Linked DNA regions of Homo sapiens: all the other regions are linked to region 6. A link is a contact called in ENCODE Hi-C or POLR2A ChIA-PET data. All regions are on one chromosome and are shown on one strand. Each heading gives the region's core, a stretch centred on a gene start or an enhancer-like site at or near the end of the contact. The rest is flanking DNA. Distances are from core to core; before and after follow the strand shown. Region 1 overlaps TRIM2 (tripartite motif containing 2). Region 2 has its middle 89 kb from the start of TRIM2. Region 3 holds the start of TIGD4 (tigger transposable element derived 4). Region 4 holds the start of MIR4453HG (MIR4453 host gene). Region 5 holds the start of LINC02273 (long intergenic non-protein coding RNA 2273). Region 6 holds the start of NR3C2 (nuclear receptor subfamily 3 group C member 2).

Region 1 (3,338 bases), core at 268-2,767, 4.8 Mb before region 6:
TCACTTCCACATCCTCCTCCAAATGAATGCACTCTAAACAAACATTGATGCGCCTCTCAAGGTTGGCATTGCATCTGGACCAGTGCCAGGAAGCCACAAGGCCACCAGAGGCAGAGGGGAAGAGCAAGGGCGGAAGAATAGAAGTCAAGCAGCAGCAGATGGAATGTGTGCACGGTCAGGTGAGGCCTGACCCGAGGGTGTTGTGAGCCCTTGGTCAGGGTGAGCCCAGTGCCAAGCAGAGCCATCCATGACCTTAGGGCCAATGCTAGGCACCCTGACTCTTCCTTGATAATGTCTCTCATCCTCTATTCTTCCTCCCCCTTTCTCCCACCCTCTTTCCTACTCCCTATCCACTTCATTCAACAGATTTTTAACTTAGCTTCTACTATGTGCTAGGCACTGTGTTAGGAGCCACAGATAGTCACTATCCTTAAGGAATGTACACATTCTCATAACAGAGACAGATACTAAATCTCAAATAATAAACTAAATTAAATTACTTGAAATAGAAGTTAATTAAGCTTCAGACAATTAACAATTTTTATCTGTGGCCTCTACTTCAGACCCACCTAGGAAATACAGGCATGTTGGTGTTCTGTGGTGGATAAGAATCCAGGCTCTGGAATCAGACAAATGTGGGTACAAATCCCAGCTCTGATACTGCCCAACAGTGTGATTTTGGCCAAATTACACCACCTCTCTTACCCTCCTTTTCTTCATCTGTAAAAAGTAAAAGAGATACTTTTTACTTTTTAAAAGAGATACTTTTTATAGGGTTGTTATGAGGATTAAACAATGCCCAAAAGATGCTTAGCACGTTGCCTGGCACATAGGAAGACTCAAAATATGTGAACTATTGTTGCTGTTTAATTATACAAGCAAAGAGGTCAGCAAACCTTTTCTGTAAAGGGCCAGTATAGCAAACACTTTATTGACTTGTGAGTCAATACAGTATCCGTTGCAACTGCCCAATTTTATTGTAGTGTTAGAGCAGCCATTAACAGTAGGTAAAGGGGCTGGGTGTGGTGCCTCATGCCTGTAATCCCAGCACTTTCAGAGGCTGAGGCAGGCAGATTGCTTGAGCTCAGAAAATTGAGACCAGCCTGGGCAACATGGCAAAACCCTGTCTCTACAAAAAATACAAAGAAACTAGCCGTGCATGGTGGTGCACACCTGTAGTCCCAAATACTTGGGAGGCTGAGGTGGGAGGATCGCTTGAACCCGGGAGGAGAGGTTGCAGTGAGCTGTGATTGCACCATGCACTGCCATCCTAAGCAACAAAGACAGACCCTGTCTCAAAATAAATAAGTATATAAACAAACAAATAAATAACAGTTGTTAAAGGAATGATTATAACTGTGTTCAATAAAATTATATTTATAAACACTGAAACTTGAAATAATTTTCTCATGTCACAGAATATTATTTTTCTGTTGGTTTTTTCCAAATTATTTAAACACATAAAAACCATCATTAGCTCACTGGTTGTACAAAAACAGGCCGTGGGCCAGATTTGGCTCACAGGCCATAGTTTGCCCGCCCCTGCTCAAGCCTAACAAAATGGCTGACACACCTTTAGTAGATTTTGCTTCAGAGGAAAATCCAGTTGGTGGGTCTGTAATACCCTAACTCACTGTCTGGACATTAAGACACAACCTGGTCTGACTAACAACATTATAAACCAACCCAAGGATAGCAAAAACCTCGTAAATGAAAAACAATACCTACAGTTTACTTGTGCATAAGCCAAGATAAGTAAGTAAACAGAACTTACCATTGGCTTGTGCAGAAGATAAGAAATGGAAAAGATAATCAGTTCCTTAGACGCATGATCACCCTGTGTTTTGTAGGTGGAGGCAAGCTGCTCCTGACTGGTGCAAGAACTGACTGTGTGTGTACTTTGCTTCTCAGTGCTGTGCACAGACACGTGCAGCAAGAACCATCTCAGAGGGTCACAAGCCCCCTAGATTTTACCCACAGAAGATGGTAGAAAAAAGAACCTGTGATGAATGAAGAAAGCTGGGGAAAATGAGGGAAGGCAGGAGGAACCTGCCAGAAACAGGCCAAGTCCCACCAACATGGAAATCAGATCACAAATGATTTAGCTGTAAAACAGGTATCCCAAGTTATGCCATGTAATTCCCAATTCCATTCTTTCCTTTCCTTCTCCCTTTCCCTCTTAAGTATCTGTGGATAGAAACAGGATGTTATGTTTTACTTTCTCCTGCAATGTAGGAAGATATTTATTCTCTAGTTCATATCCAATTATTTGCAGGCCAGAAATTCTTTCTCTAATAATATTAAAATATGTACCTGTTCCAAAGACACTGCAATTAATAAAGTTGTTTCCCTCAACCCAGAGGAAATGCAAAGCTTTCTTATAAATCCATTCCAAGAATCAAATTTTTGTACATCTTCAAAAAACTATGTGTTGCTAGGTGCAGTGGTACACACCAGTAATCTCAGCTACTTTGGAGACTGAGGCAGGAGGATTGCTTGAGCCCAGGAGTTCAAGATCAGCTCGGGCAACATAGTGAGGCCTCCTCTCTAATTAAAAGAAGAAGAAGAAGAAGAAGAAGAAGAAGAAGAAGAAGAAGAAGAAGAAGAAGAAGAAGAAGAAGAAGAAGAAGAAGAAGAGGAAGAAGAAGAAGAAGAAGAAGAAGAAGAAGAAGAGGAGGAGGAGGAGGAGGAGGAGGAGGAGGAGGAGGAGGAGGAGGAGGAGGAGGAGGAGGAGGAGGAAAGAAGAGGAAGGAGAAGAGAAGAAGGAGGAGAAGAGGAAGGAGAAGGAAAAGGAGGAGAAGAAGAAGGAGGAGAAGAAGAAGAAGAAGAAGAAGAAGAACAAGAAGAACAAGAAGAAGAAGAAGAAGAAGATGGCAGTGGCACAGTAGCTCATGTGTGTAATCCCAGCACTTTGGGAGGCTGAGGCAAGAGTATTGCTTGAAGCTAGGATTTCCAGACTAGCCTGGGCAACATAGGGAGACCCCATTTCTACAAAAAAATTTAGAAATTAGCAGGAAGTGATGGCGCATGCCTGTGGTCCCAGCTACTTGGGAGGCTGAGGCAGGAGGGTCACTTGAGCCCGGGAGGTTGAGGCTGCAGCAAGCAGTGATTGTGCCACTGCTCTCTCTCCAGTCTGGGCAATAGAATGAGAGATCCTGTCTCAAGGGGGGGGGGAAAAAAAAAAAGGAGGGGGAGGAGGAAGGAGAATAAGAAACCACATATTATCCATGCCTAGCCATTTTTACTAGATAAAGAATTTGCTTATCTAGCCTGATTGACATGTTGAACTGTCCTCAAGGTCAGATGTCACAATAATACCCTCTGACTTAGTAAGGGCT
Region 2 (3,561 bases), core at 401-2,900, 4.7 Mb before region 6:
TTAAATAAATCGTGGTGATATTCATATATTGGAATGTCATACAAATGAACAAAGTAGATGTACATGTATCAATATAGATAGATTTGAAAATACTGCAAAATAGGTATAAAAGGCACATGATGGATATATATAAACTATATATGTGTTTATAAAAACACTGAACAACAGTATATATTTTGAATTTATAAAACCATTGGTAAAAGGCACATACCAGTTTCAGGATCATCACTTCTGGATAGAAAGGAAGGGAAGGAGATAAATGGGTTGAAAGTGAGGACTTCAACTGTATCTATAAAGATTTAGATTGATTGAAAAATGTTAAAATGTGTTCAATGTTGGAGGTCGAAACATGGGCATCTGTGTTTTGTTTCTGTTTTTGTTTTTTAGTGCTTTTTTGTGTGTGTTTGAAGTCTTTTTTTTTTTTTTTTTAAGAGTGTCTAGGAAGTGGTCAGGGCTAATTCCAACCACTTCATAAATTGTAGGAAATTGGAACTAGAAGACCCTTCAGCTCCATCTATTCAGCTCCCTTATCTTAGAAGACAGAAAACAGTAGGGCTAATGTTTATGTTTATCTATCATCTGTCTGTCTATCTATCTATCATCTATCTATCTATCATCTATCTATCTATCTATCTATCTATCTATCTATCTATCTATCTATCTGTCTATCTATCTATCTAATGCAATTTATAGATGGAAAATTTCCTGATTATTTTCTGGCATATATTTTGCACATAGTAGGCAGTCATTCAAATACTTGTGAAATGGAGGCTGGGCGGGGTGGCTCATGCCTGTAACCCTAGCACTTTGGGAGGCCAAGAGAGGCAGATAACATGAGTCCAGGAGTTCAAGTCCAGCCTGGGCAACATAGCGAGACCTTGTCTATATAAAAAATACAAAAATTAGCCGGGTGTGGTGGCATGCACTTGTGGTCCCAGCTACTCAGGAGGCTAAGGTGGGAGGATTGCTTGAGTCTGGGAGGTGGAGGTTGCAGTGAGCTGAGATCCTGCCACTGCATTCCATCCTGGGTGACACAATGAAACCCTTTCTCAAAAAAACAAAAACAAACTTGTATAATGGATAGGCACCCCCAAAAGTGTCCACGTGCTGCCTATTGCATTCATTTGCTCATCACTTACCTTGCAGGTGCATAGACTGAGGCCTGTGGCTTCAAATCATGTCACTGCTCTGATGCCTACGTCTACTCTGAACTAGTGGTTTTTAAATTAGAGTGTCATCTGCGAACTTAATAAAACTGCAATTTCTTTGGTTTTAATGCCAAAGACACTGATTTGGTGGATGGAGGTGGGGTGGATGGAGGTGGGGTGGAGGGAAGTGGGGGAGGTGGGCTGATTTGGGAGGTGGCGATGGAGTTATTTTAATGTGCACTTCAGATGTTGCTAATGTGCTGGCCTGCAGACTGCGCTCTGAGAACAGCAGCTCCAGCGTCTTGGCCACCTTCACTAAATACTTGCCTTGGTTTCCTCTTCTTTAAAAAAAAAAAGAAAAGAAAAGAAACCAGGGGAAAAAGGAGGCCTGGCTTACTGCTGGTGAACATGAAACCTCAGAAACCAGGGCAAGGCTCATCACCCAGCTTCGTGGAAAAAAATACCAGCCTAGTCGCCAAAATGAAAGTAGATTACCTCTGTGGCTAAAAACGGAAGCGGCAAGTTTCCACTGCAAGTGCCAGGGTTGGTAGAGAAATGGTAAGGCAGTGCTTAAGAAAAAGGAGTCCAGTCTTTCTCCCCCCTACCACCCCACCTCCCATCTTGATGGGCAGAGGGAGAAAAACAGGAGGAATCCAGCTGAGAAAGTCCCTGATTTATTAACAACTGTGTACTGATGACTAATCACTTACTAATGTTTGCAAAGTGCTTGGAGCCTTTCTATAAAAAGGGGACAAAATGTGGGCAACATATTCATAGTTATGACATCAAAGAAGAGGCCCAGCAGGAACATGAAGATGGCCGCTGACATGCCACATGCAGAACTTGCTAGCAGGACAGACAGACAGGACAGACTGGTGGCCAGAACTTTGGAATGGCATAATTAAACATTGTGCCACCCTGCCTCCCTCCCCTGCTCCATTCACGTTCCCTTCCCAAAGCCCCAGAGTCTGTAACAGCCAACAGGTCCAGTGTTGTCTTGCTGAACAGCAATGAGAGCTGCGGACCCTCAGGATGAGCACCATGGGCGGCCGTCACCTCTGCAGCCACCCAGAGTGACACCTGATAAGTCTTAAGGGTGCAGTCAAAATGGCCCATTGCCTTTCCCCCTCCTGGGAAGCCAGGGCACAGGCACCGACCCTAGTGAAGCAGAGTCAGGGATGAGAGGAGGAGGCTGTTTTTCAGGCAGTGACAACGATGGCAGCAGGCAGTGATGACGTCCAGAGTCTGGTGTGCACAGGTTCTAGGGTATGGTTTTGGTTGGGGCTGACCTCAGGGCTCCCTTTAGTCCCGCAGTTTTTCAGTCTTCCCAGTGGCCCTGTGAGCTACCCAGTACTCTTTCAGTCCATTTTTTCTACTTGTAACACCCAGAGCTTGGTGTCCATTGCTTATATCTACGAGCCCCAGCTGACTCACCAACGCCTCAGAGGAGGGAAGAGTTCCAGGCAAAGCAAACTACCCAGTTAAAAAAAAATCCTCACAGTTTCAGAGACGATAACGTCAGGAGCTTCAAAGCCTCGTTTGTTATTGTGGTGAATGGGCATCAGAGCTCTCTATACTTTTAAGAAGTGGCACACGCCTTTTGGCACAGCATTTCCCGGTCTATGACTTTATCTCCAGAGACACTCCCACAAGGACTATGCTAGCTGTTGGGCATGACTGCAAGTGAGATGGTGGCACCATTTTCTGAGGACCGATGGAGGGAACCAGTTGGGTGGTGGGGAGGGGGTTGGGGAGATCAAGGGTGACATTTAGGAAATGTTAAATTTCAGATGCCCCTGAAATACCTAAAGAAGTCACCAAGGAAGGATACGGAGGGCTTAAGAGTCTAGATTCAAATGAAAAAATAAATTTGGAATTCATCAGCAAATGGATGGTGTTTAAAGCTAAGAATGAAAAATACATCGACAGAGAAGAATAAGAGGTTGTATCTAGAGGTCAGGGAGAGGGCGACCTAGTGAGGAAGGTTGATTAGAAGTGTCTGGTGGGATAAGAGAAAAATCTATTTGCTGTATCATGGGCAATGAGAGAGGAGAGGGGTCTAAGAAGAGGGGGTGGGCAGTTGTGTTTCACCTTACAGCCTTCTCCTCTGTCAATTTCTTTCTTCTAGGTGTTTTTATAATAGACAAAGTTGGGTTTGACAGCATGGAGCTTATCGATGCCCTTGACACAGAGGTCACTGACACCCTTGACAAAAGGAGTTTCGGGGGAGTGGAGAAGCCAGAAGCCAGACTGGAGGAGACTGAAGAGTAGGTGAAGAAGCAGAAGGAAGGATGGGTGAAGCCAAGATGTTAGTGTGCAGACCGCTTGTGGGAGAAGTTTTGCTATGAAACAGGATGGGGAAAGGGAGGGAACACTGAGAGTCTGTCGAGCCACAGAAAGACTTCTTCTAATG
Region 3 (3,470 bases), core at 378-2,877, 4.3 Mb before region 6:
GGCTGAGACAGGAGAAAAGCTTGAGCCTGGGAGGTGGACGTTGCGGTGAGCCGAGATCGTGCCAATGCACTCCAGCCTGGGCGACAGAGTGAGACTCTGTCTCAAAAAAAAAAAAAAAAAAAGAAAAAAGAAAAGGCCAATTCCTGAAGCCTTAACAGACGGCTGACTTAAGGTAACCATTTCTGGTGCACATTTCTATGCCAATTAAGTTAATTAAATGGCAAACATGAACACACCCTTACAGGTGAAAGTATGAAAGCAAAAGTTTATGCGAAGTTCTGGATCTCTTCCGGCTTTTCCTTATCAAATAATAATGTAGTTAGATGAATTTTATACTTTAGGAGAAAACAGGGTAGGGGCGGGGGACAGAAATCCTAAGAGTGGCCAAAGGATCTGCAGGAAGTATAAAGTGTAAACTTTTTGAAATCAAAGGGCTCAAGAGGAAGGTAAGAACAAAACAAAGGAAGTAATAACAAAATAAAGTAAAAGGGAAAAACGTCTAGCATCTAAAAACTGTTTTTAAAAAATTATTTCCTTTTCCTAGACACGTAAACAGTAGTAACTTGGCAAACAGGAACGGAGCAGAAGACAATCGAACAACTCCCTTTCCAAAACTCCAGCATTCCTTAGTCAGGCTTGGGACATTTCACAGGCAAGACTCCTCTCTGCACCACTGCCAGATGAATCTCTCAGAGGGACTGTCACTATCTCCCTTCCTCCCACTGCGGGAGAGAGGAAGCTGGGGATGCAGGGAGAAGAGGGGAGAAATGAGGGTTGGACAGCAAGCCTGAAGGTGGCCCACTCCGACACTTTGTCAAGAAAGGTCCGGATTCTGGATCCTGCAACTCCTTTTCCCACCCAATGTATGCAAAGCCAAGAGAGTGCCTCCCTGCAAGGGCCGGTCCTACACCTTCACTCGACTGTTTCGGGGGCACACTCAGAGGGACAGAAGGAATGAAGGACAGAAGAAACCAAAGGCATAACACTTGGGCAGATACGGCACAGACTAAGGAGAGGCGTGCCCTGTGAAAGTTCGGAACGGTGAACCCGTAGGCAACGTGCCCGCCCCACCAGCCACCTCAAACCATCTTTCCCCCGCCTTTTCCCAGGCGAGCCAGCTCCGCCCTCACCTTTCTTAGGGTAACTCGGTAGCTTCTAAGTCGAGGCTTATCCTTTCCGCCGCTCTCTGGAATCGCCTCAACCCTGGCAAAAACTGAGCGGAAACGCGACCCGGACCTTTTCCTTCTTCCCCTTCCCCCACGCACCTCGGCTGCTCGGGGGCGGGGAGCAACTGCAGCTGTCACAAATTCACACTGACCAACCGCCGAGGACAGTCGGACCGGCGACCTCTCAACCCAGCCTCCAGAACCAGAACCAAGAGCAGCGAAGCCGGAAGTGAGGAGACCGGAAGTAGCGTTGTCCCTGGCCCTGGACGGCCTCTCTCTCCCTCAATCCGGCCTTGCCCGGCCACGTCTCGGTGGTGTCAGCGCACCTCCCACGAGGATCCCTCCGCCCTTCTCCGGGAGGCGGGCTACGCCCCTCCCTCTGCTGCCCTAGCAACCACATCCGGGACTCCGGCGGTGTCGTTGCCCGGGTAATTTTCTGGCAGCGACCTAATGCGCGCGGGGCCAGAGGCACCGGCTAGAGCTGGGAGCTTGCGGAAGGGCGCCCCTGCCTGGTCTTGAGAGGTCGAAGGTCTCCAGGAGGCCTCCGCCTCCCTCTTTTTCATTCACACACCCTAGCCTCACACGTTAGGAGGACCCCCCCAACAGACCGTGAGCTGGTGCCGGGAGGGTGGAGGTAGATGTACCTCACCTCCACGCTACCACAGAAGAGCGAAAGCTGCTTTCTCAGCCACCGGAGAGCACGAAGAAGGTTATTCCAGTCCCGGGGGGAAGGTGGGGGTGGTAGGGAGAATGCGAAGATAAGGCAGCAGACGGAATGCGGGCGCTGCCTCGCGCTGCCCCCGTGCCTGGGGAGCCCTCTCCCTTCAGAAAGGCTAGACCCCCGGGCCCGGCATCCCTGAGCTCTTACTTGCTCTGGATTTGTGATCGCTTTTTGCTTTTTGCTCGCTCTCTCACAGTAGATTCCTTGATACTTTTCTTTCCGGCTCCTCTTTCTTTTTCCGGATGACCGAGCTCTGCTTTCTTTGCTTGCCCCATTACTTCTTAAATAGATCATTGTTCTGTCACGGAAACTGCTGAACAATTCGCTCTCTCAGAGCCCTTCGTAGTTTCCTAAACGGGGCCCCAACCTGCACTACTCTCCCCATCCCCAGAGCTCAGTGGTGCGAAAGCGTGGCTCCCCCGTGGCGCTAGATAGACCTGAAGTTCATTTACACACTGTACCATACAGTTGGTCCATCACAGAATATCCCTTCGAACTGCTGGACTGCTTTTCCTTTGACAGCTTTGAATGCTCATTTTTACTCCCATTTCACTTGTAGAAATGCGAAGGGTAACTGTGCACACGGCGAGATTTACCCTTCTTTAGACCGTACTTCTCAGCTGCCTTTACTTGTCACAGTAGCTGACAAGATATTTTTAATGACTAATGCCCAAAGGCAGAGCTCTACCTCTACAGATTTCCAGGGAGTTTCAGTGTAGTGAAATATCCCTGGCAGGTATCTTCCCCAGATCTGTGAATAGTAAACACCTATGGCACCATAAATGTTTCCAATGTATAACAATATTGATTGAGCTCTCTAGGATACCACCTCTTAAAAAAATAGTACTGAAATTCCAAAACATAAATCTCTTATCTTAAGTGGTTCTGTCTTAAACAAAAGAAAGGAGCAAATATATATGCCAACCCACTCAAACTGTAACTTCAATTGTTATAGCTTACTGTGGATTTTTCTGTACAAAGCCATCTTGTTGGTTTGGAGACCATTAGTCTTCTCAATTATAAGAAAATAATCCCAATCTAAATTAATTACTGCTGTAATTGTGTAGGAACTGAGCAACTACAGAACTTGCAGCTAAGTACAAGTGTTGTTCCTAGGGTTTCAGAAGGGTGACTTGGAGGAAGTGTACGGTAGGACTCAGCGGTGCTTGAATGATGTGGACAATGAATACTAAATTGTTTTTGCTGGCTGTTATCTTAAAGATTCCTGCTAGCTGTCTCTTGAGTTTGGAGATGCTTAGCTTGACTAAAGTTAGTCTAACTATTAGACTGTCAGACTCTGAAGTGTTTCTTATTTTGGAAAGGTGAAGACTTGCTTTAGTTTGTTCATAGTTTCCTTGGCAGCTGCTGATGGTTTTGATGGAGATTCAGATGGATTTGGAACTAATGCTAACTTCTGCTTGGTGAAGATGCTAACCAAGTTAGATACTCTTCAGTGAATTCTGGTACTGTGTACGATTAATCCTCATCCACAGTATTACGCTGTGCAAGGCTATATATACACAGGATTAATCTTTCCATGATTTCCACTGCCCTGAAGGAAATTAGAATGTAGTCTGGCTCCA
Region 4 (3,792 bases), core at 202-2,701, 4.1 Mb before region 6:
TAACCTGGCTCTTGGAACTTCAGGTCAAGGGCAGTAGGGTCAGGTGCTAGTCTGTGAGTCTCTCCTTGGTTTTGCCACATCCTCCTTTGCCCCTCTCACCACCTTTCCCGCAGCATTTTAATGAACACGAGCCCTTGGATTTACCCAGTTAAAAGTTTCCTTAGTTTACTGTTTGCAGATGGTAGTGGCAGTAGTGGGAGAAACCCAGAGCTTCCCACATTTGTCTATAATACACTTGCTCCTACCTTACCCCCTCCTCCAGGTGGAAAGACTTGTAAAATCCATTACTACTGCTTCCCAAGGAGGTAGAGTGTACTAGGGTCCAGGGACAGAATTGTGGAATCTGCTTTCATCATTGCTGCTGCTTTAATCTTTTTCTCATACTATTCACTGAAGACAGATTTCTGAGGATTCTGGTCCTTTTATCTTAAATTTGTTTTCCTAGAGAACTACACTTTAAACTTCATGAGTTTCTACTTAACTTTCCTTTCCAGGATAACATCTGTAGGAAAAGCTGCATAATAGTAATAACACTTATTTTAGAAAGAAAATAACCTTTGAGTCAGACCTGAAACAGGCCAACATTTCTTGATGACAACGTACACTGATGAACCAAGACCAGAAGCTCTCGAAAGCTCCAAACCGTAAGAAAGAACCATTCGTAAAAGTGAGGGACTATTAAATTCTTCCCCTGACAGTCAAAAATCCTTCAGCAATCTCCCAGAGGATGGCTCCCTTCCAATCCTCCCTTCCCGCCGCCCTAACAATCTGCGCGAGGATGGGTCCCTTCCCTTGCTCGGCATTTCGTCTCCTTTTCCACTAAAGACTCAGGTTGTGACTCTGTACTCAAGCCGCACCCCTGTTTCCTTTCATGGCTAGGGGGAGGGGAGGAATGTATTACAACTCATTTTTACAATGCACTGCAGTTTACAAAGCGCTTGCACTTCCACCATATCCTCTGAGCTTCACGAGTGCCACGTGAGAGAGGCATTCATTCATTCATTCATTCATCAAACATTTGCTCGGCCCGACCACACGTTATCCAACGCTGGGTCTCACCCCACGCCACGGGAAGGGTGGGGCGCTCTCTCCCTGGAGCAGGTGCAGATCAGGCTGTAGGGTAACTCCTCGATCAGTCCGGCTTTTCGAGGGTCTGTTTGGGGCCAAATGCCTCACCTTCGGGTGGTGCGCGCAGCTGCCTGAAGACGCGGCCTGGGCCTCCTCCTTCCTCCCAAAGGAGCAGTCCCCACCTGCCCCGAAGGAAACCGCTACAGACCAAGCTCTCCAGGCCGCCCTCGGGTCAGGGGTAAGATCGGGCGGCAGCTTAGGCTCGACTCGGCTCCTCCCCTTCCTCTCTTCAGTTCTGACGCGGCCGTAGAGGCGGCAGCGGCGGTGGCGGCTGCGAGTCCCGCGGCCCGAGGCGCACCCACCCGCTCGCCGATCCCCACTTCCTCTTCCCTTGGAGCGTCATCAGAGCGCGCCAGAGGCGCCCAGGGCGGGGTGGCTGGAAGGGGGAAAAAGGCCAGCGGAGGAAGCCTCAGAGCGGAAAGAAGAGGGAGGGGGAAGAGAGCGGTTGCTAGGTGACTTGCGTCATCGGCAGGCGCCGCTCTCCTCCCGCCCCTCTCTCTGGAGTGAGGCGAGAGCCCCGCACAGAGCGAGGGAGACAGCGAGCTGAGCTCCGGGCGCTGCCGCTGCCGCTGCCGCCGCCGCCGCCGCTGAGACTGAGAGCGAAGGAGCATCCGAGAGATCCAGTCCCCCTGCACTGGCCGCCGCCGAGACCTTCGCTCTCACCTGGGCCAGCGGGAGCCGCGGCCGCACTCCTTTCCCCCCCTCACCTTCCCGGCCGGCAGCGGCGGCTGCACACGCCGGAGCCGGAGCCAGAGCCGGAGCCCGAGCCTGAGCCGGAGCCGGCGGCTTGGGGGGCAGGGAGGCGGCTACCACGGGCCGGGAGTGGGTAGCTGCTCCGCGGTGAGAGAACGCTGAGGAGGCGCCAGAGCTTCTGCCTCGTCCCGTGGGGCGTGGGGCGAGACCCCCAAGGTGTAGGGAGGGGGGTCCCAGCCGCAGCGACACATGCGGGAGCCGGGAGCGGGGGCGGCGCCGAGCGGAGCCGGCCGGGTCCCTCGCCTTGCCGCCGACTCGGCCACCCGCCCGGGGCCGTAGCATCTTGCCCCGGAGTGTATGAACCGGGGCCCCAACCAAGCTCGGCAACCACCCCCCGGCCGGGGGGGCGGGGACCCCGATGTGAAGCGGCGGCTGGGGCGGCGGAGAGAACAGGACCGACGCCGCCGTCCTTTCCTCACCTTCCCCCTCCCCTCAGCCCCCTCCGGGGGTCTTCTCCCTTGGCCAGTCGCCGGCCCCCCGGCTCCTTGGCTGGACTCCGGGAGGAGTTCCTAGAGCCCCCCTCCCCCGCCCCAGTCCCGAGGGCGGCGGGGCCGGGGGGGACCCGGGGGGCCGGCCGCAGCCTCCACCCAGAGGAAACTTTACAAAAACAAAATCCGGAGTCTCCCAAACCTGACTGTCCCGGGAGAAGTGGCCCTGGACGGGCAGAAGCCGCAGCCTGAAAAGACCCAGGAAGAGGAAAAGAGGAGGTAAGCGGGGCCGCCGCCTCCCCTCCCCTGGCAGCGCGGAAGAGACCCGGGTTGCCGCCTGGTTTAGCGACACGAGCACCGCTTCTTCCTCAGTACCGCGCCGGAGCCTTCCGCAGCTGCCGCTTCAGTCCGAAGGAGGAAGGGAACCAACCCACTTTCTCGGCGCCGCGGCTCTTTTCTAAAAGTGTGAGTGGCCCCGGGAGAGGGAATTGAGGGGGAGAAAGTGGGAGGATGCCGGCGCTTCCTCCTGGAGTTTTGCTGATGTTCTCCAGTAGTGTTGGGAGTCTATCAATGAGGGAGTCTAGCTTTATTCACGGAGGGGGGAAGGTGTTAGGGAGGCCTGTATTTTGTAACTTTTTAGCTCTTTGTACGAGTAATGCAAGTATGCAGGTTTCTGTCGGAGGAGTCTTTTCTCCAAAGTGAATACTCGCACCTTTCTGGCCAGCAGTTGGCAAAGGGAAATTGAGGAAGCCAGAGCATATGTGCGCACAGAGGCCATCTGTATCTGTAACCTTTTCCTGGTACTGTGGGTGTGTGCGGTGTACTTTTTGTTTCGGGGGTACTCTCATATAGGTTCCCGAATGAGAACTACTTAACCTGTGGACCCCTGAAAGTAAAATTCCTTTTTTAAAAAACAACAACAAACCTGTTTTGAGAGAGGTTCATTTCAGTACCTATTGGTACAGGAGTTAACCTTCTCAGTTACTGGGTCCAATTTCATGTGTGTCAGGAGGACACTGTAACAGATGTCAGTTACTCAGGAACTTGAGTTGTTAGGAATCACAACTTACTTGGGGAAGAGCATTTATCACATTAATCATTTTATAAAAGTTGTGATTTTTTCCCTTTCACCCCCCCCTTTTTTTTTTTAGAGTAACAAATTACAGCACTTTTTTATTTGGTTTGAGGCTTTGCTTTTTTGAATTATCTTTATTTCTGTATCAATTTAGGATACATCTTTGATATTTAAGTCAGGAATGATTTTTTCCTTCCATTATTTTAAAGCTGAAGTTTATAAAACCTTTGACTTGTATTTTAGGTATCTTGTCAGAGTACCAAATTAAAGGTTTATGAAAGTAATTAATATTTCATATACAGACCTTAAGGGTTAAACATAGAGCAGAATTTTATGTAAGAAGACATAGACAGTAGTATACTGAGAATTGTGGTCCGTCTAGACAACTGTGGGCTCGTTCTGTCTGAA
Region 5 (3,834 bases), core at 849-3,348, 3.7 Mb before region 6:
CAGAGAGAAATGAGACCGAGGAGGATCGTCGGGATGATTCAAGCTCTGACTGAGACAAGGCTGGGGTGATGGGTGTCCGCACATTAGTAGGCTCTGGGCCTCTCCTGGCTGCATCTCTGTTATGGAGAAGGTGAGGGGCATCCAGCTATCATGACTGGGTGCCCTAAAGCAGGGATGAAAGTCAACATCTTTAACAATCCATACAGCACAGGCACCACCCAAACAGCAAGATCTTCAGCTACAGCTGGAGCAGGGACCTAGGGTCCCCATTCTACCTGCATTTACCTTCTAGTGGCTGGGAGCTCTGTGAGGTCCCTGATATGAGAAGGGCAGTGAGTAGGAGCAGACAGGAGGCTCCAGGAGCAGGCTCCTTACCAATTAGCTCAGGATTTTAGTATGTTGATAACTTAACATGTTTGAGCTATTCGGTTCAACCCCTTTGTCTAATTCTAACTCACTGGGAAATCCCTGGATTGGAATGCAGTTTCCCATATGCTTTGATCTACAGGGAACGAACAGGCATGACTGGCTTACATAATTGTGAGATGACTATATTTTTCAAGGTAAACAGTTTCTGCTTTATCAGTCTCTTAGGAGCCTGGTTACATTGATCAATGTGAATTCACCCCTATGAGAGAAATCCACTCTTAGCTTGCTGACAAAGTCAATTGCCTCAATTACAAAAAAAAAAAAAAAAAAAAGATTCCCGAACTTGCCCCATAGAAGCAAGACAGCCAAGCTTAGAAGCAGCCAGCCCAGCCCTTTTTCAAACTTAGAATCAGTGATCCAAGGGTCCTTTCAGTATTTTTCCACAGGATCTCTGGCTGAATTTCCACAGCATGTGAAAATTCAACTATACACAAGACAGCATGATGCAGCGATTTTCTTTTTTTCTTCTCTCTCTCTCTCTTTTTTTTTTTTTTGCACATTTTATTTTAGTAGCACAACTCTTATTTTCAAATGATCTTACGAAGGACCTCAAGCTGCAGATATTCATGTCTTCACATCAGGCGTCTCTACTTGGGTGTCTGACAGGCACTTAAAATATAAGATGTCCAAAGAGCATTCTGGATGCCCTGCCCCCGCTGCACATGCTCCTCCCTAATGTGCCCTCATCTCTCAGGCCTAACACCTAAAATCATTCTATTCTCAGGTCATCTCTTAGCCTCAAACTCCTGCTTCCAGCTACAAAACATATGTAGAATCCCATCCCTTCCAAGCTAGGGCCCACATAGCTGAAACCTTGTTTTCAGCCAGTATCCCCTCTTACCTGGATGACTGCAACGAACTTATAATAGGTCTTCCCACTTTTATTACTGCTTCCTATACTTCCCTGGATCGGAATGCAGTTTCCCATATGCTTCTACCTACAGGGAAAGAACAGGTATGGCTGGCTTACATAATTGTCAGATGGAGCAACATTTGCTTCACTTAAAATTGTTTTTAGAAGTCTAGACTTTAGAATCTCTACTTGTTAATGACAATATAACAATGACCAATTACTACCATTTTAAACGTATTATTTCTCTATTTAGTGAAATAATACGTTTAAAATGTAGATCAGATGGTGACTTTCACCCTGTTCAAAGTGCTCCAACATCTCCCATCACTCTTAAACTGCAAACTCCTTACCGTGGTCTACCAGGCTCTCTGCCATCTGGTTTCCTGGTAGCCCATTGGCTGAACTGCCAGCTGCTGTCTCCTTGACTCCTGTGGCTCCAGACACACTGGACTTATTGTTGGTTCTCAAATGTGCCAAGCTTGTTCTCTGCTTTGCATTTGCTGTTTCCTCTGCTTAGAACCTCTGGTGCCCTTGACTTTGAATGGCTCACTTCCTCACACCAATCAAGTCTTTGCCTAAAGTCTCTGCCTTTGCTCAGAGAGGCCTTCCCTTGCCACCTCTTTAAAATAGCCTGCCTCACTCCTACTCTCGAGCTCCTCAGTCAGCCCCCACCCAGCACACACCACATTTCATAGTGGATGTTGTTGTGTGCCACTCAGATCCCCTGGCAGAACCGAAAAACGCTTGTCACCTTAGCTGCTGGGAGTGCAGGCTCCACCAACTCACACCTGAGACACTTTCCAAGCATTGCAAAGTGTCAGAGGTGTGTCATTTCCTCTGTCAGAGGAAGCTGCTCCACCCACATGTACACCCACTTCCTGGAGGCAGCTTGCATCCAAAGGCTGGTCACATGGGAGTGCAAATGCCCAGTCCTCCAATCTTAATTAGGACAACACTGCTTGTTGTCCCAAGCTGCAAAGCTCCTCAGGAGGAAGACAGAAAGCAACTTTTCCATCTGTCCGACCTGCGTCCCTCACCCTTCACACTTGTTGCTCCTGAGATCACGCCCCAAAAACCTCCTGCAAATCTCTTTGTCAGAGTCTACTTCCTGCAGAACCTGACCTGTGGGCCTCTACCCCAAATTGTGGGTTTTTAACTTACTTGTTTATTTCCTGTCTCTCCAACAAAGACGTAAGTTCTGTAACAGCAAGGAAAGGTCTATCTTACTCCCCTCTCTATCCTGGCCCAGACGCCTAGACAGTGCCTGGAATACGTGGAAGTTCAATAAATATTGAATGAATAAATGAATGCACCCCCCAATCTATATAATAGATAATAGGGAAACTGTCTTCCTGAAATTGTTTGTGTGTCAGGGGCACTCCTCCCTCTGTCACTCCTCTACCCACCGCTGGAGAAGTACCCAGGGCACCTCAGCAGCACCTTCAGGCAGAGTCAATTTTAGAATCAGGAAAGCAAGATTCATAGCCAGGTTCCATCACTAGCAAGCCCTTCCCAGTATCTCCTGGAGTCAGTATTGGGCCTTGCAGGCTCTTTAGCTTGTTCGACTGCGACAATGAGCGCCACACTCCGCTCCTGGAAAATAAGCTGGGAGAATGGAAAAGCTAATTGAATTGGTTCATCTCTCTGAAGCCAGTGATAAATCTTAGGGGTCTGAAGAAGGCCCTAGGGGATCTAATGCCCCCAGTGAGATCTGGGGTGGGGAAATTGACCTCAGACTCTGAACCTCGAATCAAGAGTGGTTCATTTTTACTACAGAGCCTGGAAGGGAGACTGCTTGGGACCTGCCCTTGGGTGACTCCTGCTGGCCCCTGGGGAGCCAAGTTTTATTCCAGTAGAATGTCCAGGAAGCTGTGCACCCTGGTGACAACTCACTTTCGCCTATGCCTTTAGAGTAAGTCTCCTTCTTGATTTCCAGGATTGGAATTCCCTGGAATGTTCAATGTGCCATCATTACCAGGACATAAAGAATGTTTCTGGGTCAAGAAGGTGCCAGAGATGGTTTAATGCACATCCTCATTACCTAATTGTTTTCTCCTGGTCTCTTCTCCAATTGCTTCCGTGTCTGATGAATTTTTCTCTGCTTTCATATGTGTTTTTGACAGAGACAGGGGAGCAAGGCTATCTGTGGGCTTTAGATCGCCTGACTTTTCTTTTGAGCATGATGAGTTGGAGTTAGATAATGCAGGGAGACCTTCCCCCTGAACCAGGGAGGGAAATGTGGCTGGGAATGCCCACAGACGGGTGATGCCCCTCTGTCCTCAAAGTGTGTTAGACGAGTTCTGCTCTCACCTGCCCCTAGACAAGAGGCAGTCCATTAGATACTTCGCATCTGCGGTAGACTGAACCAGCACCAGCTGTGAGAGTGGCTCTGCAGCTTGGATTTCACTTCCTCCAGAAGGCAGCCAGGACAAATGCTGCTGCTCATTCTCCAGGAGGAGGTTCCAGGATGATCCAGCCATTGTTCCTCTTCGGTAGCACAAAGGCAAGGTTACCCAGAGCGGACCCAGCAAATATCCAACAGCCTTTGAGAC
Region 6 (3,884 bases), core at 486-2,985:
CCGGGACTCCCCTTGCTCCCGCCCGCCGCCCGCGCTCTGCCGACGTGAGATCGATGCCCAGTTCGCTGGGCCGGGAGAGTGCGCGTGACGGTGGGCCCCGCGGGAAAGTTGGGACGCTCGGCGGGGACTCCTGGCTGCGGGGACGCCGGGGGCAGCTCCAAGCTGGGGACCGAGGGGCATTAGAGTCTGGGGTCAGGACCAGCTCGCGGCGCTGCCGCTGTCGCCCCTATCTCCAGGGAGTTCCTGACTGGAGCGGCTGAGAGTTCAAGTCTCAGCCCTGGGTTAGGGGTCCGGAATCCCGGAGCTTAACTAACTGTTAAGGAGAGGAGGGGCCTTTGGGCACAGGGTGTCCCCCGGTCCCCCGCCTCGGGCTTTGGCGGGCGCGAAGCGAGGGTGAGGCGGGAGGCCGCACAGCTGCCGCCGCCGGGCTGCGGGTCGCCGAGGGCCGGGGGACCAGATTTAGGTGTATACGTCACTGATGCTGACTCCGGGCCAGCGGGGAGCCTAAAACGGGGCCTTACATGAGAAGCCTAAAAGTCCTTAGAAATCAAAGTTAGGAACCCCATCCTTTTGCTTAGTAACTGCAGCATTTGGGTGGGCGGGAGGAGAATCGAGGAGGGGGCGGTTGGAGGGAAACCGAAATTTCTTCATGCAGACAACCGATCCTTAGAAAACAGTTTGGTTCCTTCCCCCCTCCTGTCTGTTTCTCCCACTTATGTGACCCACCCCCTCCACCCATTATAACGTGAATATCCTCGATGGTAAGCTTGCTTTCAAATTGAACTAGTGGAAAAATCCAATACTAAAGTAGTAAGTACAGTGACAAAATTATAAGGAAGTAGAGGAGCAGCTCTTGACCCTGCCACTTCTTTCATTTATCTTTCTCTCTCTCTCTTTTTTTTTTTTTTTTTTTTTTTTTTTTTTTTGGTGTTAGGGGTCTAAGGGATGGGAGGAAAGCTGTGTTTAAAGGGTTTTTCCAGCACGGTTAAAACAACTAAATTCAAATCGAGTGAACGTGATCGTCTTGCTCGCTGGCAGCGAAGGCTGCTGCTGCTCTGCTGAGAGGTAACTCTGGAGACAGTGGAAAGGGGCTGGGAGAGGAACCTCGAGGGTCGGGTGAAGCCCACCCAGAGTCCTCCCCGCGCGCGGACGCTGTTGGGCGGCGCCAGGGTCTGGGCTGCAGCTCACCTGGAGCTGCAGGTGGAGAGCGTGAGGGGACGACACTTTGCTCGCGGAAAAACCGACTTCTTCCGCGTCAGCACACTTTTCACATCTCTCCAGATATCCTGGGGTCGGTCAGAAGGAGAGCAGGGTGGACGTAAGCAAGTTTGGGGCGGCCGAGCGATGGGGGTGGGGGCAGCGTGCGGAGGCCGCCTGATGTAGCCACCGCCCGGCACCCCAAGCTCCCGCCGCGGCTGCGGCTTTAAGGAAGCTGCCGAGTCCAGGCTGTGTCGCAGCAACTTTGTATCAGTCATGTCGCCCGCCTGGTGACTGACAGCCTGGATTGTCCAATAAGAAGCCCGCCTGACCCGTGCGGCGTGGAGCCTTGCTTCTCTTCGGGCCAATAGGAAGGGTTCAGGGGGGCGGGATAGCAACCTGAACTTTATCTGGACATGTGACCCGCTTTTAAAAGGGCCAGCCCTCCAGCTGGCCCACTCCCCCTCCGGGCTTTCGCCCGCCCTCTCTCCCTCCCTTTTTTGCCCGCCCTGGCCCTGCCCCTGCCCCTGCCCCCTCCTCTCAGCCCCTCCGCGCCCGGGGTGTCATTGGGCCCGGGAGACGGGAGCCAACTTCAGGCTGCTCAGAGGAAGCCCGTGCAGTCAGTCACCTGGGTGCAAGAGCGTTGCTGCCTCGGGCTCTCCCGCTGCAGGGAGAGCGGCACTCGCTGGCCTGGATGTGGTTGGATTTAGGGGGGCTCCGCAGCAGGGGTTTCGTGGCGGTGGCAAGCGCTGCAACAGGTAGACGGCGAGAGACGGACCCCGGCCGAGGCAGGTGTGTAGGGGCGCGCGGCGGGGCACCGCTTGCCGTGCTCGGCGTGCGGCCGCGGCGCGGGAGCGTGCACTTTGCAGGGAGAAGTGGCTGCGTAATCCGGAGGCACAGTCAGTATGGTGCTGTGTGCTTGTTGTTTTGTTTTGGTTTTCCACTTTTCTCCCCCTTTGGCCGCCAGAGGACTATTTTGGGAAAGTTTGGCCACTTTGGATAAATGCCCTCTAACTAGCAGCTTTTAACTGCCTTTGGCAGTGGGAGGTCTACCACCCTTCCCTTTACCCAAAGATGAATTTCGGATCATTTTCCCTGTACAATTTTTAAAGGACGTTTGAATAATATTTCTTTCCTTTATCAATTGCGGACGCTCCCAAATCTCAGCCGGAGGTGTAGCGCATAAGGGCAGTTGAAGGAGATATAGATCCTAATAGATCCTGTATAAAAGGGGCTCTGGAAATTCGTGCATTTCCCGTTCGCTAGCATTCGCGAAACTCTTGAGACAGGCTACGCTTCCTATGGCATCAGTTGGAATTTTAAGGGCAAGGGAGAAGGGGACGAAGCTTCTTTTGGTGGCATCCTTACTCTGCTACTGAATTTTAGGTGCGTGGCTTTGCCTACTCAATTTAAAAAGACCAGGTTTAAATAATAATGGTTTATGGCACCATCAGTTTTAATTATTTATTATGACATAGGAGTTAGGAAAACTTTTGATAGCAGACGAGCTTTTGAAACCGCCGAATTTTAAAGGCACCAAATTGCTTCCTAACATTTTGTATTGCCATTTCTCTAGGTGCTGTTATTGATGATATTTACATAGTAATGATAACAGCATTCTCCATCTGTGAAGTCCTGCTGTGAAGTTTAAATTTTATGTTTGACATCGTGGCAGCTATCATGGAAAAGCTTGAGAGGAGAAGTTTTAAAAAATAATTTAAAGTGGAGCTTTTTCCTTTAAGGGAGGCATAGTTTTGTTTGGCGATTTTTGGAAAGATCAGGTGGCTCGGTAAATTAGGTGAGTGAATAGAAATCAGGTGTGCTCAGTTCTAACTGGTTCTCCCGCTCTCTCAGGTGACCTTGGGCAGATTTCTATCATTTACCTCATCTATAAAAGAGAGGAACATAATAGTTATGTAGTGGGGAATGACAAAAAATAGTTACATATAGTGAACTTTTACAACTATGCAGTCTATAGATGATTGTGAGATTCTTAAGCTTTAGTCTTTAAAGTGCCATCTTATAGTCAAATAAATATAAAAAAGATGCCTTTTCTATCATTTCCATCATGATGAGATTGGGTTTTGGGGGTTACTAAAAGTGAAAGTGTTTCCAGATAAAATACAAATTCGCAAGGATCTTTGTTAATATTCCCGAAAAAAGTACTTCTTTATGGAAAAGGGCAATTTAACACAGACTGTAAAACGTAAAACTTTAAGGTTTTCCTTTGTGAAAACAGCATTTCTTTTGTGTTTGAGAGCATATGTATGGCTTAAAGTAGCACCTCCACCAGTGCTTTTCCTTTAGTGAATTTTTTTTTGTGTTTTGGGGCGAGGCCCATTTGCATGAAAATTAAAAGTTCATAATGTTTTTTGCATTTGTCCTAAGAGAATCTTTGGTATGGTTTCCATTGTGAGGCAGGCAAGCCTGATTTTTGTTAGTTAGATTTGTATACCTCTATCTGCTTCATTTTATACTTTAGTAACATAAACTTTTTCTTTATCCTCTAGATATTAAGTTCTATGAGGATCATATTCATCGACTAGTATTTTCAGTATTCACTAGTTAGTACAGGTTGACTGAAATTCTGCTCAAGCCATGGTCATTGTGCCAGTTGCAAAAAGATAACCTCTGCTTCCTGGATGACATAGTAAATAAATTCCTAACTGGACCCATTTGTTTACAGA

Evidence for each region. A loop is a pair of places that touch in the nucleus more often than their neighbours do. ChIA-PET counts read pairs that join two places held with the same protein, here RNA polymerase II (POLR2A). Pooled maps may share reads with other maps.
Region 1: a map of naive thymus-derived CD4-positive, alpha-beta T cell shows a loop between it and region 6 (13-fold over the local background). The contact joins the enhancer-like site here to the promoter of NR3C2 in region 6. A Hi-C loop is called at or near these places in 1 of 168 maps with a recorded cell type or tissue (naive thymus-derived CD4-positive, alpha-beta T cell) and 5 of 50 pooled maps. POLR2A ChIA-PET finds 5 or more read pairs at or near these places in 1 of 52 experiments (naive thymus-derived CD8-positive, alpha-beta T cell).
Region 2: a map of CD4-positive, alpha-beta memory T cell shows a loop between it and region 6 (10-fold over the local background). The contact joins the enhancer-like site here to the promoter of NR3C2 in region 6. A Hi-C loop is called at or near these places in 2 of 168 maps with a recorded cell type or tissue (CD4-positive, alpha-beta memory T cell and naive thymus-derived CD4-positive, alpha-beta T cell) and 5 of 50 pooled maps. POLR2A ChIA-PET finds 5 or more read pairs at or near these places in 1 of 52 experiments (CD4-positive, alpha-beta T cell).
Region 3: a loop to region 6 is called in a map of naive thymus-derived CD4-positive, alpha-beta T cell, with 11 times the contacts of the local background. The contact joins the promoter of TIGD4 here to the promoter of NR3C2 in region 6. A Hi-C loop is called at or near these places in 2 of 168 maps with a recorded cell type or tissue (CD8-positive, alpha-beta T cell and naive thymus-derived CD4-positive, alpha-beta T cell) and 8 of 50 pooled maps. POLR2A ChIA-PET finds 5 or more read pairs at or near these places in 1 of 52 experiments (activated B cell).
Region 4: a map of CD8-positive, alpha-beta T cell shows a loop between it and region 6 (28-fold over the local background). The contact joins the promoter of MIR4453HG here to the promoter of NR3C2 in region 6. A Hi-C loop is called at or near these places in 3 of 168 maps with a recorded cell type or tissue (CD8-positive, alpha-beta T cell and ascending aorta) and 14 of 50 pooled maps. POLR2A ChIA-PET finds 5 or more read pairs at or near these places in 2 of 52 experiments (activated T-cell and naive thymus-derived CD8-positive, alpha-beta T cell).
Region 5: a loop to region 6 is called in a map of naive thymus-derived CD4-positive, alpha-beta T cell, with 14 times the contacts of the local background. The contact joins the promoter of LINC02273 here to the promoter of NR3C2 in region 6. A Hi-C loop is called at or near these places in 1 of 168 maps with a recorded cell type or tissue (naive thymus-derived CD4-positive, alpha-beta T cell) and 5 of 50 pooled maps. POLR2A ChIA-PET finds 5 or more read pairs at or near these places in 1 of 52 experiments (T-cell).

What each region holds. Positions count from the first base shown.
Region 1 is chr4:153,243,655-153,246,992 of GRCh38, reverse strand. The region is part of intron 1 of TRIM2 (tripartite motif containing 2); the gene reads right to left. It overlaps LOC105377496 (a long non-coding RNA gene), which reads left to right. Exons shown (of 3, transcript XR_939360.4): 2 at 1-179; 3 at 1,851-2,359. Among named protein-coding and RNA genes, the nearest start is that of TRIM2, 41 kb to the right of the region's middle. Within about 2 kb of position 1,517, at least 5 of the 41 ENCODE cell types and tissues checked have a DNase peak (open chromatin) inside an H3K27ac peak, as active enhancers do.
Region 2 is chr4:153,114,085-153,117,645 of GRCh38, reverse strand. No RefSeq gene overlaps it. Among named protein-coding and RNA genes, the nearest start is that of TRIM2, 89 kb to the left of the region's middle. Within about 2 kb of position 1,650, at least 16 of the 41 ENCODE cell types and tissues checked have a DNase peak (open chromatin) inside an H3K27ac peak, as active enhancers do; they include CD4-positive, alpha-beta T cell, where a contact is called at or near this core.
Region 3 is chr4:152,777,887-152,781,356 of GRCh38, reverse strand. It overlaps TIGD4 (tigger transposable element derived 4), which reads left to right and starts at 1,627. Exons shown (of 2, transcript NM_145720.4): 1 at 1,627-1,875. ARFIP1 (ARF interacting protein 1) reads right to left here and starts at 1,403. Exons shown (of 9, transcript NM_001025595.3): 1 at 1,131-1,403. RefSeq lists enhancers at 1,126-1,175, 1,366-1,525, 1,976-2,185.
Region 4 is chr4:152,533,923-152,537,714 of GRCh38, reverse strand. MIR4453HG (MIR4453 host gene) reads right to left here and starts at 1,451. Exons shown (of 1, transcript NR_033797.2): 1 at 1-1,451. FBXW7 (F-box and WD repeat domain containing 7) reads left to right here and starts at 1,623. Exons shown (of 14, transcript NM_001349798.2): 1 at 1,623-2,588; 2 at 2,682-2,774. MIR4453 (microRNA 4453) reads right to left here and starts at 1,287; the gene lies at 1,199-1,287. RefSeq lists enhancers at 1,328-1,687, 1,393-1,928, 3,178-3,277 and a silencer at 1,798-2,587.
Region 5 is chr4:152,099,017-152,102,850 of GRCh38, reverse strand. It overlaps LINC02273 (long intergenic non-protein coding RNA 2273), which reads right to left and starts at 2,098. Exons shown (of 3, transcript NR_121628.1): 1 at 2,034-2,098; 2 at 1,271-1,367. RefSeq lists enhancers at 1-1,145, 1,440-1,940, 2,040-2,334, 1,941-2,441.
Region 6 is chr4:148,440,265-148,444,148 of GRCh38, reverse strand. It overlaps NR3C2 (nuclear receptor subfamily 3 group C member 2), which reads left to right and starts at 1,735. Exons shown (of 9, transcript NM_000901.5): 1 at 1,735-1,989. RefSeq lists a silencer at 1,538-1,827.